Regions from separate parts of the Homo sapiens genome. Here region 2 is linked to region 1. Evidence: chromatin loops called from intact Hi-C (ENCODE). Cell type or tissue: HCT116. All regions are shown on one strand. Each heading gives the region's core, and the rest is flanking DNA. Links, peaks and the distances in the headings are about the cores only.

Region 1 (5,383 bases), core at 101-5,100:
GCCTATAAAATCATGCAATCATTGTAGAGAGTTTTGAAAATGCAGAAAGTGGGAAAAACTATCCATAACTTAAAAGTTCACAATTGCATTCACTTTTCTTCTCTTAAACATAAAAATATACATATTTACAAAATTGGGATTATGGCATATATAAGATTTATATCTTACTTTTTACTTATGTATCATGACTATTTTCAGCAGTGCTTTTTAAAAAAAATTAGAATGGTGACTATTTAAGATTTCCTGAGTATAAAGTAAAATGATGAGTGAAGGCAGGCAATAAATGTGACATCCAGTTATAAAACATCAGAGTTGGGCTGGATGTGGTGGCTCAGACCTGTAATCCTAGCACTTTGGGAGGCCAGGGCAGGAAGATTGCTTGAGCCCAGGAGTTCAAGACCAGCCTAGGCAATGGAGCAAGACCCCATCTGTAAAAATAATTAAAAGGCCAGGTGTGGTGGTTCATGCCTGTAATCCCAGCACTTTGGGAGGCCAAGGCAGGAGGATCACTTGAGGCCAGGAGTTCAAGGCTGAAGTGAGCTATGATCCTGCCACTGAACTCCAGTTGGGTGACAGAGTGAGATCTTGTCTTTAAAAAGAAAGGGGACTGGGTGCAGTGGCTCATGCTTGCAGTCAGGAGTTTGAGACTAGCCTGGCCAACGTGGTGAAACCTCGTCTCTACCAAAAATACAAAAATGAGCCAGGCAGTGTGGTGGTAGGTGCCTGTAATCCTAGCTACTCAGGGGGCTGAGGCAGGAGAATCGCTTGAACCCAGGAGGCAGGGGTTGCAGTGAGCCGAGATCATGCCACTGCACCCCAACCTGGGTGACAGAGCAAGACTTTGTCTCAAAATATAAAAAATAATTTTTTTAAAAAATTAGCCAAACGTGGTGTTACTGCACCTATAGTCCTAGCTACTCAGGAGGCTGAAGCGGGAGGATCACTTGAGCCCAGGAGACTGAAGTTGCAGTGAGCTATAATCACAGCTCTGCACTCCAGCCTAGGTGACAGAGTGAGAATATCTCCCTAAGAAATAATAATAATAATAATTAATAAATAAAATAAAATATCAGAGTTGAAATAGGCCTTAGACATTATCTTGTTTAAAATTTTTGGTTATAGTTGGACAGACTTAAGCCCAGGAAGCAAAACTGACTCATCAAAGATAATTTGCTTAGGTAAACAAATTTATTGATTGAACTATTATTATGTATCAGAATCTGTGGTAGGGTGACCAGTTGTCCTGGTTTGCCTGGAACTGAGGAGTTCCAGGGACATGAGATTTTCAATGCTAAAACTGGAACAGTCAGGGTAATCACTCTATGGTTCTCCCTGTGTACATGTTAATAAATTTGTATGAGCTGGGCACAGTGGCTTATGCCTGTAATCCCAGCACTTTGGGAGGTCAAGGCAGGTGGATCACTTGAGCTGAGTCCGAGACAAGCCTGAGCAACATAGAAAAACCTCGTCTCTACAAAAAAAAAAAAAAAGAATAAATGTGTTTGCCTTTTTTCCAAAAAACAAAACTAAAAAACAAAAAATAGCCTGGGGTCTGGTGGTGTGTGCCCATAATCCCAGCTACTCAGGAGGGTGAGGCAGAAGGACTGCTTGAGCCCAGCCCTGGGCAACATAGCAAGACCCCATCTCAAAAAAACAAAACAAAACTGGAATAATCCCAAGCAAACCTGGACAGTTGGTTGCTCTATTACTAGGCCCTGGAGACAGAACAACTTATGAGATATGACTTCTGCTCTCAAGTCGGAGAGACATGTGAGCAAATCATTACAATATGATATGTACCAAAAGAGCTCCCACACTGTAAGTGAGGCAAGATTTCTGAGGTCCTGAAACCTCTAGGACAAGAAGGGAGTTAAGCAGATTAAAGCCAGAGTAGGAATGGGGCCATTTGGAAAGCATCGAGTCTGAACCATCAGTACAGTAAAAGACACAGTAGTAAAAAATAATAGCTAAGAATTTACTGATAATTTAGCTATGCGCCAGGCATTATGCTATATATTATCTGCTTTAATCTTTACAACCCCATAAGGTTGGATTTGTCATATGAGTGATGAAGACACCATTGGAGAGTTTTAAGCAGAAGAGTAATATAATTGTGTGCTTTAAAGATAAATGATCACTATGGCAGTATGTAAAGAGCTTTTAAAAAATCCAATACACGTACACACTCTTTTGAAATATCTGTAATCCCCCAAACCCAGTTTCATAAAAGAGATTCCAGATTCACAATACAGTTTAAAACCAAATTGTTTAACATCTTAACTCCTCTATTCTTTTTATTTTTTCTGTTCTTCCATTGGCTTTCTACCAATGTACAAACTCTGTAAGGAAGTTATTAGGTTCTATGGCAAGGGCTCCCTCTGTTGGTTGTGCAGCAACACAACAGCAACTATTTGACATCCAGCAGAAACAATTGCTTTAGGTTTTTACAGTAATCCTTTTTTAAAGAAAATCAGAGATCTTTCCTCTAAATTTCAATAATTTGTGAAATATGGAAACAAATATAAGACCCAGTTATTCAGTCTTTGAAGTTTAAACCAAAGAAAAATTTTCTTACTTGCAGTCACCATTTTCACTGGCATCATTCCATGTCTTCATCAAAGAGCCATTTACATTCATTAAACTGGACAGCTATTTGAATTTCATAATAGAATTATCCAGACCTTCATTTCCTATTATGCCCATAGTCATACAAATGAACTTTGTTATCACTTATCAGTAATAATCACTCATTGAGAATGTCATTTCTATACAGCTCCCAGATCGCCTAAGCCCATGACAGATTGGCTCCCAATTCCTCCAAATGAATGCCTGGCAGCGGCTGCAATAAAAGCTCCACCATGTAGGACTAACCCCTTCAGGCTGTAGACAGAATAATTTGCTCATTCAACCAAGATCCACTTCTACTTGCTCCAAACCAATTCTGCTCTTGGGAGACAGTTTAATAACGTAGACACTAAACTCAAGAACCCCCTGGTGTAGTGTGGAAGATATTTAACATTTGAAGCATGGCTCCAACTTGAAGCAGACTACAATAAATGTCATTAACATAGTACAATGCGCCATAAAAGCAGAAGGAAATAGCAAGTATGATTGAGAGACTTCAGGCAGACATCTTGGAGAAGGTACTATCTGGCTTGAACAGGACAAAAGATCCATGGTGTCAGGAATGTTTGTTTTGTCCATCACTGTATCCTAAGTTCCTGTAACTTTCATTGGCACATGGTAAGTGCTTAGTAAATAGTTACTGAATGAATGAGTAGATTTTTGAAATCAATAGGAATTTTACTTACAGGAAAAGGCAGAGAAAAAGAATTTCCCTTTTGAAAATGCTTATCCTCAAAACCTAAACAAACCTTTTGTTTGTTTAGCCTGCCAAAACCCTTCCCTTGGCTCTCTAATTTCTTCAGGATGAAATACTGTCCCTGTCTGCCAGGCATGGTAGCTCATGCCTATAATCCCAGCACTTTGGGAGGCTGAGGGAGGAGAATCACTTGGGGCCAGGAGGTCACCAACGTGGGCAACATAGCAAGACCATGTCTCTATATATTTTTATTATTATTATTAACAGAGTGTGGTGGCACACACCTCTAGTCCCAGCTACTCAGGCGGCTGAGGTGGAAGGATAGCTTGAGCCCAGGAGTTTGAGGCTACAGTGAGTTGTGATGGAGCCACAGCACTCCGGCCTGGACAACCTGGTCTCAAAAAAAACAAAAAGAAAAGAAAAGAAAAAAAGAGCCCACGTATTTTCCCTTTATCTGCCTTTTTCACCATTAGCTTCATCTTCAGGCTGGTAACAGGATGGCTACAGAGGTTTCAAGCATCACAAAATCCAGAGGAAGAAGAGGAACTTCTTCTTTCTGTAGAATAAGGAAGTATTTTCCAGAAGCTCCCCACAATACTTTCCCTTGTCCACTTGGCCATCCCTAAATCACTCACTAGCAAGGGGGATGATGTTCCCATAAATAGTTTGGCTGATCATCTAAGGTAGAGTGGAAGTTGGTGACCTTTTATGTTAGTTACTGCAGTAAGGTCTTGCTGTAACTCCTCAGCCCCCAGAATTGGATACCTTATGTCTCTGTGTATCTGCTTTTGTGACCCTGCCCTGAAACTCACTACCATGTTCATACCCTAGACCTTGTCCCTACCAATAAATGTGTCTCTCCATAATTTCAATTTCAGGGATCCCACCCTCTGACTTTCTATATTTCCAGCTCACTTTTTTAATATCAACTCCAACAATCTTCCAATCCCACAGGGACCTATATGCCACTGATGATCTTACCACATTCCTTTTCACAATCTTCCATCCCCTACACAAATTCTTCTATATCCAGCTTAAATATCATGGTCAATCATTATAATCACTCTCTTGCATATCCCCTGGACTCCCTTGCTCCCTTCACTTCATGGTACTCTCTTGGCAAATCTGCAGTTCTGCTTGTATCCAACTCTCTGCTTACTCAGTACCTGGACCAAGACCTGGAGTAGGACTGGAGAAAAATACATACCAATGTTAATTAGTCTTACTCTACGCTTAATGTCTTTACTGCTGAATAGTAAAGCTGCTTAGCAATTACAACGTATTTCTCCAGTCCATTTTATGTTTCATTCTCTGAGATGACCTCCATGAGATCTCCTGTCTCCTAAAACTTTCAATACCTCCTTTTGATTTTTTTGTTTTTTCCTGCAAATGCTATGGTGACTTACCTTCTTTTCAGTGCTTGTTTTCCAGCTGCTTACTTTGCTTATTTTACCGAGAAAACACAGGCAACTAGAGGGGAATTTCCATATGTTCCCATCACCCCCATCTAACTCCTAGCTACATCAGTGCTCACACCTCTGCTTTCTCTGTTAATGTGGATGCAGTCTGTGATCTAGCAGACCCATTCTTATTATGCAGTAGATTCCATCCCTTCCCATCAACTCAAAGAAATTTCCCCCAGCAATTCTTCCATTCTATATTCTGCATCACCAATATTTTTTATTTTATTTATTTATTTATTTATTTATTTATTACTAGATCAGGAATAATTTTGCCATCCCCCTTCCACAAGAGACATTTGGCAATTTCTGGAGACTCTTGTGGTTATCACAACCCAGGAAAGAAGCAGGGCGCACTACTGGCCTCTAGTGGACAGAATGCTAAGAAGCTTTCTAAACATCTTACAATGCAGAGGATGGCCCTTCTTAACAAAGAATTATTCTGCCTAAAATGTCAGTCCCAAATTGAGAAACCCTGTACTAGGCCATTCCTATAAGCACATAAACACACACACACAAGTGCTATTATTTCTCCCATTTTAAAAATCACCCTCCCGTGACTCCACATACCCTTCCAATTTCAATCCTATTTCCTGCTCCC
Region 2 (5,383 bases), core at 166-5,165, 820 kb before region 1:
AGGACATTATAGGCACAGTTGGCAAAACCTAAATAAGTTCGTTACATAAAATAATAGCCCTGAATCAAAGTCCCTTCCTTCCTTCCTTCTTTCCCTTCCCTTCCCTTCTCCTTCCTTCCTTCCTCCCTCCCTCCCTCCTTCCCTTCCCTTCGCTTCCCTTCCCTCCATCTTTCTTTCTCTCTCTTTCCTTCTCCCTTTCTTTCTTTCTTTCTTTCTTTCTTTCTTTCTTTCTTTCTTTCTTTCTTTCTTTCTTTCTTTCTTTCTTTTCTCTTTCTTTAACAGAGTCTGACTCTGTCATCCAGGCTGAAGTGCAAGTAGCATGATCTTGCCTCACAGCAACCTCTGCCTCCTGGAATCAAGCAATCCTCCCACCTCAGCCTCCCAAGTAGCTGGGACTCCAGGTGCCCATCTCCACACCTGGCTAATTTTTTTTTTTTTTTTGTAGGGAAGGGGTTTCACCATGTTGCCCAGGCTGGTCTTGAACTCTCAGCTCAAACCATCCTCCTATCTTGACCTCCCAAAGTACTGGGATTACAGGCATAAGCCACAGCGCCCAGCCTAAAACCCATTTCAAAGTTTAAAAGCATGTAAAGGGATAAAGGGGCATCCTTATATTTTTTAAAATGCACATATTAGGGGAATCTGGTGTGAAAAGTAGATAGGAATTCTTATAATTTTTTCCCTGTCTGAAATTTAGGGAGAAAAATTTTTTAAAAGAGAAAATTTAAAAGCTGGTCAGGTACTGTGTGCACATGGGTCTGGTTTGTTGACAGTAGGCAGCCCTGGAGTCGGGGTGTTCTGACTGGGCCATTTCATTGGGTGTCTCCCCACACCAACTCAGTACCATCTTCCAGTCTCCTGCCTGGAAGGAGGTGCTAGGAGCCCAGTGAGGCAGCAAAAGGGTGCTGTGCTGAACATGCAGGACATAAACATTCACCTAATCTGTGTTCAGTACAGGGTTCCCACTCCCAAGCACCTCCCCTCCCAGGCCACAGACCCTCTGTTTTATCCTCTCTAAATAAACCTCTAGTCTTCTGGATTATAGGGGGAGAGTGTCATCTGACTGCAGGAAGAAGAATCAAGGGCTCTAACTACTTTCTGTTTTTAGCCTAACCTACTTCTAGAAGTGCCTGAGTATTCTGGGGGTTCCCAGTGTAAACCCAGTTGCTCATGTAGACCTGTTAGGGTGTAAGATGCAGCTTTCTGAGGTCTGTTGCGTCAAATGTTGCTCTCTGCTCCAGCTTCCAAAATGCTGCTTGAAATTTGCTAGGAGGGTAAGACTTAAGTATTCTCACTACACCAAAAAAGAAAAAAAAAAAAAAGGTAACTGTATGAGGTGACAGATACGTTAATTAGCTTGGTTGTGGAATCATTTCACAATGTATGCCTATATCAAAACATCATGTTGTACACCTTAAATATATACAATTTTTGTCAATTATACCTTAATACAGCTAGAAGAAGATTTTAATGCTACTGTCTTCGCTGTTGTTCTCTTTGTCCTTGTGGGTTTGAATATTTTAATAAAATCTCTTTGCTGTCATTTTAGTAGAGTTTCAGGAAAAACCACATGTCCAACCTGTCATCATCAACTGGAAGTCCTTTGCTATGTTTTCTAATCTTCTACAATGACATGCATTGCTTGTGCAATTTTAAAATATATTTAAGCACATAAAAGAACTAAATGTTGTGAAACCATATAAAACAGTTTAGAAATAGGATGTTCATCAGGCTTCTGACGGGAGGATAATTAAGCTCTGAAAAGCGGCTGGGTGATGTGAAAGAACTTGAAGATTGGGCTCACATCCCAAGGCTGTCTTTCATTGGCATTGTGACATGAAGGTGAATACAATCCTCTGTGAACGCATTTTAACCCTCGGTTACCATATGAGGGGAGGCGTCTGTAGGGTCAACTGCACAAGGCTTGAGAGTTCAAATCTCGCTGAATTCTAGAGGCAAAAAAGGAGGTCCTGCACCCAGGCCAAAGCCCTCCTTTGGCGCTGAGGCTCAGGAAAGAGCACGTCAGTACCCGCTGTTAACTCGGAACTGAGGCTGCAGCCAGGCCTCTGTCCCCCGCACCAAGAACAAGGTAAAAATAAATCCAGAGAGTGAGTCAAGTCAGGGGCTCGGCGCCAAACCCACAGCCCCGGCCCCATGGATGCATAGGGCGGTCCACACCTGTATCTACCAGCGCTCACCTCCAGCGTTAAACCCAGGTGCGCGGCGGCCGGGATAAAGTGGGGCACGCGAGGAACTGACTTTCTATATTATACCACACGGGGGCAGCAGAGGACAGGCAGAGAAAACCGAGAGGGTCTTGGGAATGGGGTGGGAGAAGGTAGGAGACTGGGAGAGAATATAAAGGGACAGAAAATACACTAAAAAGAGATGGCAGAAAAAAGAAGGGCGCGGGAGACAGACTCGGGGCGATAAAGGGAGGAAGCACTACTAACGTAGTGATCCCGCACATATGGACAGTTACTATGTGCAAGGTGCTGGGCACTCACTGTGTCATGGAGTACAGGAGCTCGTTTCATAGTTGAAGAAACAGGATGGGAGGTGGCGTGGCCAGCCTTCAGTCACAGCATGGGCACCAGCACCTACTGGCAGGGTTATTTAACTTCTCTGTGCCTTGCTTTTCTTATCTACCTCACAAGGTTGTGAGGATGAAATGAGATAACACGTGTAAAGCTCCAGAACAGCACCTGGCACATGGCTAACATTCAACAAACGCCAACGATGATGATGATGATGGTGGTGGTGGTGATGATGATGATGATGGTGGTATAATGATGATAGTGATGATGGTGATGGTGATGATGGTGATGATGATGATGGTAATGGTGGGGGTGATGGTGGTGGTGGTGATGGTGGTGGTGATGATGATGATGGTAGTGATAATGATGATGATGGCGATGATGGTGATGGTATAATGATGTTGGTGATGATGATGGTGATGATGATGATGGTGGTGGTGATGATGATGGTGATGGTGGTGGTGATGATGATGGTGACAATGAAGATGGTGGTGATGATGATGATGATGGTGGTGATAATGATGACAGTTATGATGGTGATGGTGATGGTGATAATGGTGGTGGCAATGATGATGGTGATTATGATGATGATGATGATGGTGATGATGATGATGGTGATGACGATGGTGATAATGATATTGTTGAATCCCTACATGGAGGAGGACCCTTGGTTTCCAGGTTTGTGGAGTGCTGTTGAAAAAATCTTCCCCCATATTTCAGATGGGGAACTGAAGCCCAGTAAGATTGCATGACAGCACAGGGACCTACAGCCATGCAATACGAGGGCCAGGATTCAAAATCAGGTCATTTGACCCTTTCCACCTCACCCTCTACCTCAGCACGGGACAGAAAGTGCCTGTTCATCCCAATTGCTAAAATATGTGCCACATTTACCTGCTGAGTGCAGCCTGATGCCAGGCCCAGGGCTGACACCATGTTTTGCTCTCAAGCAGCTTACTCTTGGGAATGAAAGGTCAGAGCGAAGAGCAGGTGGGAGGTCTGTTGGACGTGCTCACCATCCCTGTTGTGGACAAAGAGAAGAGGATCCGGTCCTGCTCATGTCTCACACGCCCAATTTCTGGCCTGTCAGGGACAAATATCTGGATAGTGAGCATGCCAAACAGATGTCACCAGGAGAGGGAGCATGTTGCTATGGGAGGAAGGCTGCACCTGGTCTCCAAAGCCTGACCTCCAATTGCAGCTGGGTGCCCCTAGGTCAAGTACTTAAACATCCTCCTCTGCCGCAACCTCTTCATCTGCAAAACGAGAATAATAATGATCCTCTCTTCCTCAACAAGGCAGGGTGAGAAGATGAAATGATGCGATTAATGCAAAGGGTCAGCCTGGCACACAGGATTCTCCAAGCAGGGAGTTCTGTTATCTGGAAAAGGAGAATGATAATATTCTCACTGGGTTATTTCATAGAGTGACAGAAATTATTGGTGTTCCAGTGCCTGAGACACAGCAGATATTCAATCAGCCCTGCTGCGTTAAATCAGATCTGCTGCCATGCTTCGTAGCATTGGAGTCCCTCACAGGGATGCAACGTCCCAATACAGGTTGGCCTTTTCAGCTAACAACAATAACTTGGGAACAATGCCTTTGCACCTCTCAACCATGTACCTCAAGAAGAATGTGTGCATGGGACGGTGAACACTTCAAAGGAGAGTGAGCTTCGGGACCTCCTTCAAGGAGCCCTGGGTCAGCCCCTGCTGTGTCCACTGGTGACCGTATGGTCCTCTCTCCTGATGCATCCCCTCCTTCCTTGGCCCTCACTCACTCTTAGCGGGTGACCCCAGACTGATTCACAGAGCCAACTGTGGCCCCAAAACAACCCCTAGCAGCTTTCTTTTCAACAGTGGCCAGCAACCTCCACAATCCTTGCCCCTGTCCTTCTGCCCCTCTGAAAAGCAGAGTCCTTTCTCTGGCCCAAAGCTACTCTCTGCCCATGCACCTCTTCATCCACCAGTTCCTCTCTCCTGGCAGCTTCCCACCAGAAGTGAAGCTGGCTCCACACGCCAGCAGATCGCCGCCACAGTCTTCGCTTTCTCCCCTCCTGCCCAAATGCTCTTCTCCTCTCCCCTGGCTTCCACCTCCACCCTACTCCTCTGAAACAAAGGCCCCTTGTCGCCTCTTGAAAGTTTCTCACCCTCTCTGAAGAGGCTTAGTGAATTTTCCAAACAAGCAATGAAAGGAAACCTCTCTATTTACCAAAGCAGCCCTTTAGCAGCCTGAAGCAGTGTCAACCCTCCCTCCTTAAAAACCTCCCATGCTCCTTTGATGCCAGCGCTCCAGGTTTTCCTCCTATCTCTCTGCCCACATCTCCTTTGACTCCTCAGTAGACTCCTCTTTTTCCCTGCTGACAATTCCTGAAATCTCTGTCTTCAGCCCAAATCTTTCACCTGAGCACAGACTCACATGCCCAGCTGCCTCCTCTCCATCTCCACTTGCATGTCCCACAGAAACCTTTGACCCAAAGTGTCAACAAATGAGCTGACTTCCTTCTCCCCTCCTCAGACTTTGCCATCTCCATGCCCTCAGCCAACCAAGCCCAAAAACTCTGCCAGACCCAGTGCTTCTCTTGTTCTCATCCCCGTGGCCAATCAACCTTCATGTCCTGTCAACTCTGCTCTCCAAAACTCCCTTGGGTCCACCTTCCTCCAGTCAGCCCAGGGAACACTCAAGACTACATTCCTCCAGTCCACCTGCTCTGGGAAGTCTTCCATGCTTGCCCCAGGCACCATTAGGGGCTCCCTCCTTGGAGCCCCCTGCCCTCTGTACACCACAGGTTGTGCACTGGCCACTCAGGGACCACAGCCAGCCTTCAGATGTGTAGTGTTTTCCTT

The links. Hi-C counts contacts between places; a loop is a spot of excess contacts. Peaks named below come from ENCODE experiments on the same cell type or tissue, not always from the same donor. Only the 100,000 strongest peaks of a DNase experiment are listed, where the experiment ranks them.
Region 2: it touches region 1 in a loop (16-fold over the local background); 22 of 110 quality-filtered maps call a loop at or near these places.

Annotation. Positions count from the first base shown.
Region 1 is chr1:51,187,236-51,192,618 of GRCh38, forward strand. No RefSeq gene overlaps it. Among named protein-coding and RNA genes, the nearest start is that of LINC01562, 45 kb to the right of the region's middle. In HCT116, for the core only: a CTCF peak has its summit at 2,390 (motif pointing left); a DNase peak (open chromatin) is centred at 2,356.
Region 2 is chr1:50,366,354-50,371,736 of GRCh38, forward strand. No RefSeq gene overlaps it. Among named protein-coding and RNA genes, the nearest start is that of LINC02808, 48 kb to the left of the region's middle. In HCT116, for the core only: CTCF peaks have their summits at 2,288 (motif pointing right), 3,646 (motif pointing right) and 3,850; a DNase peak (open chromatin) is centred at 2,248; H3K27me3 peaks cover 1,955 bases.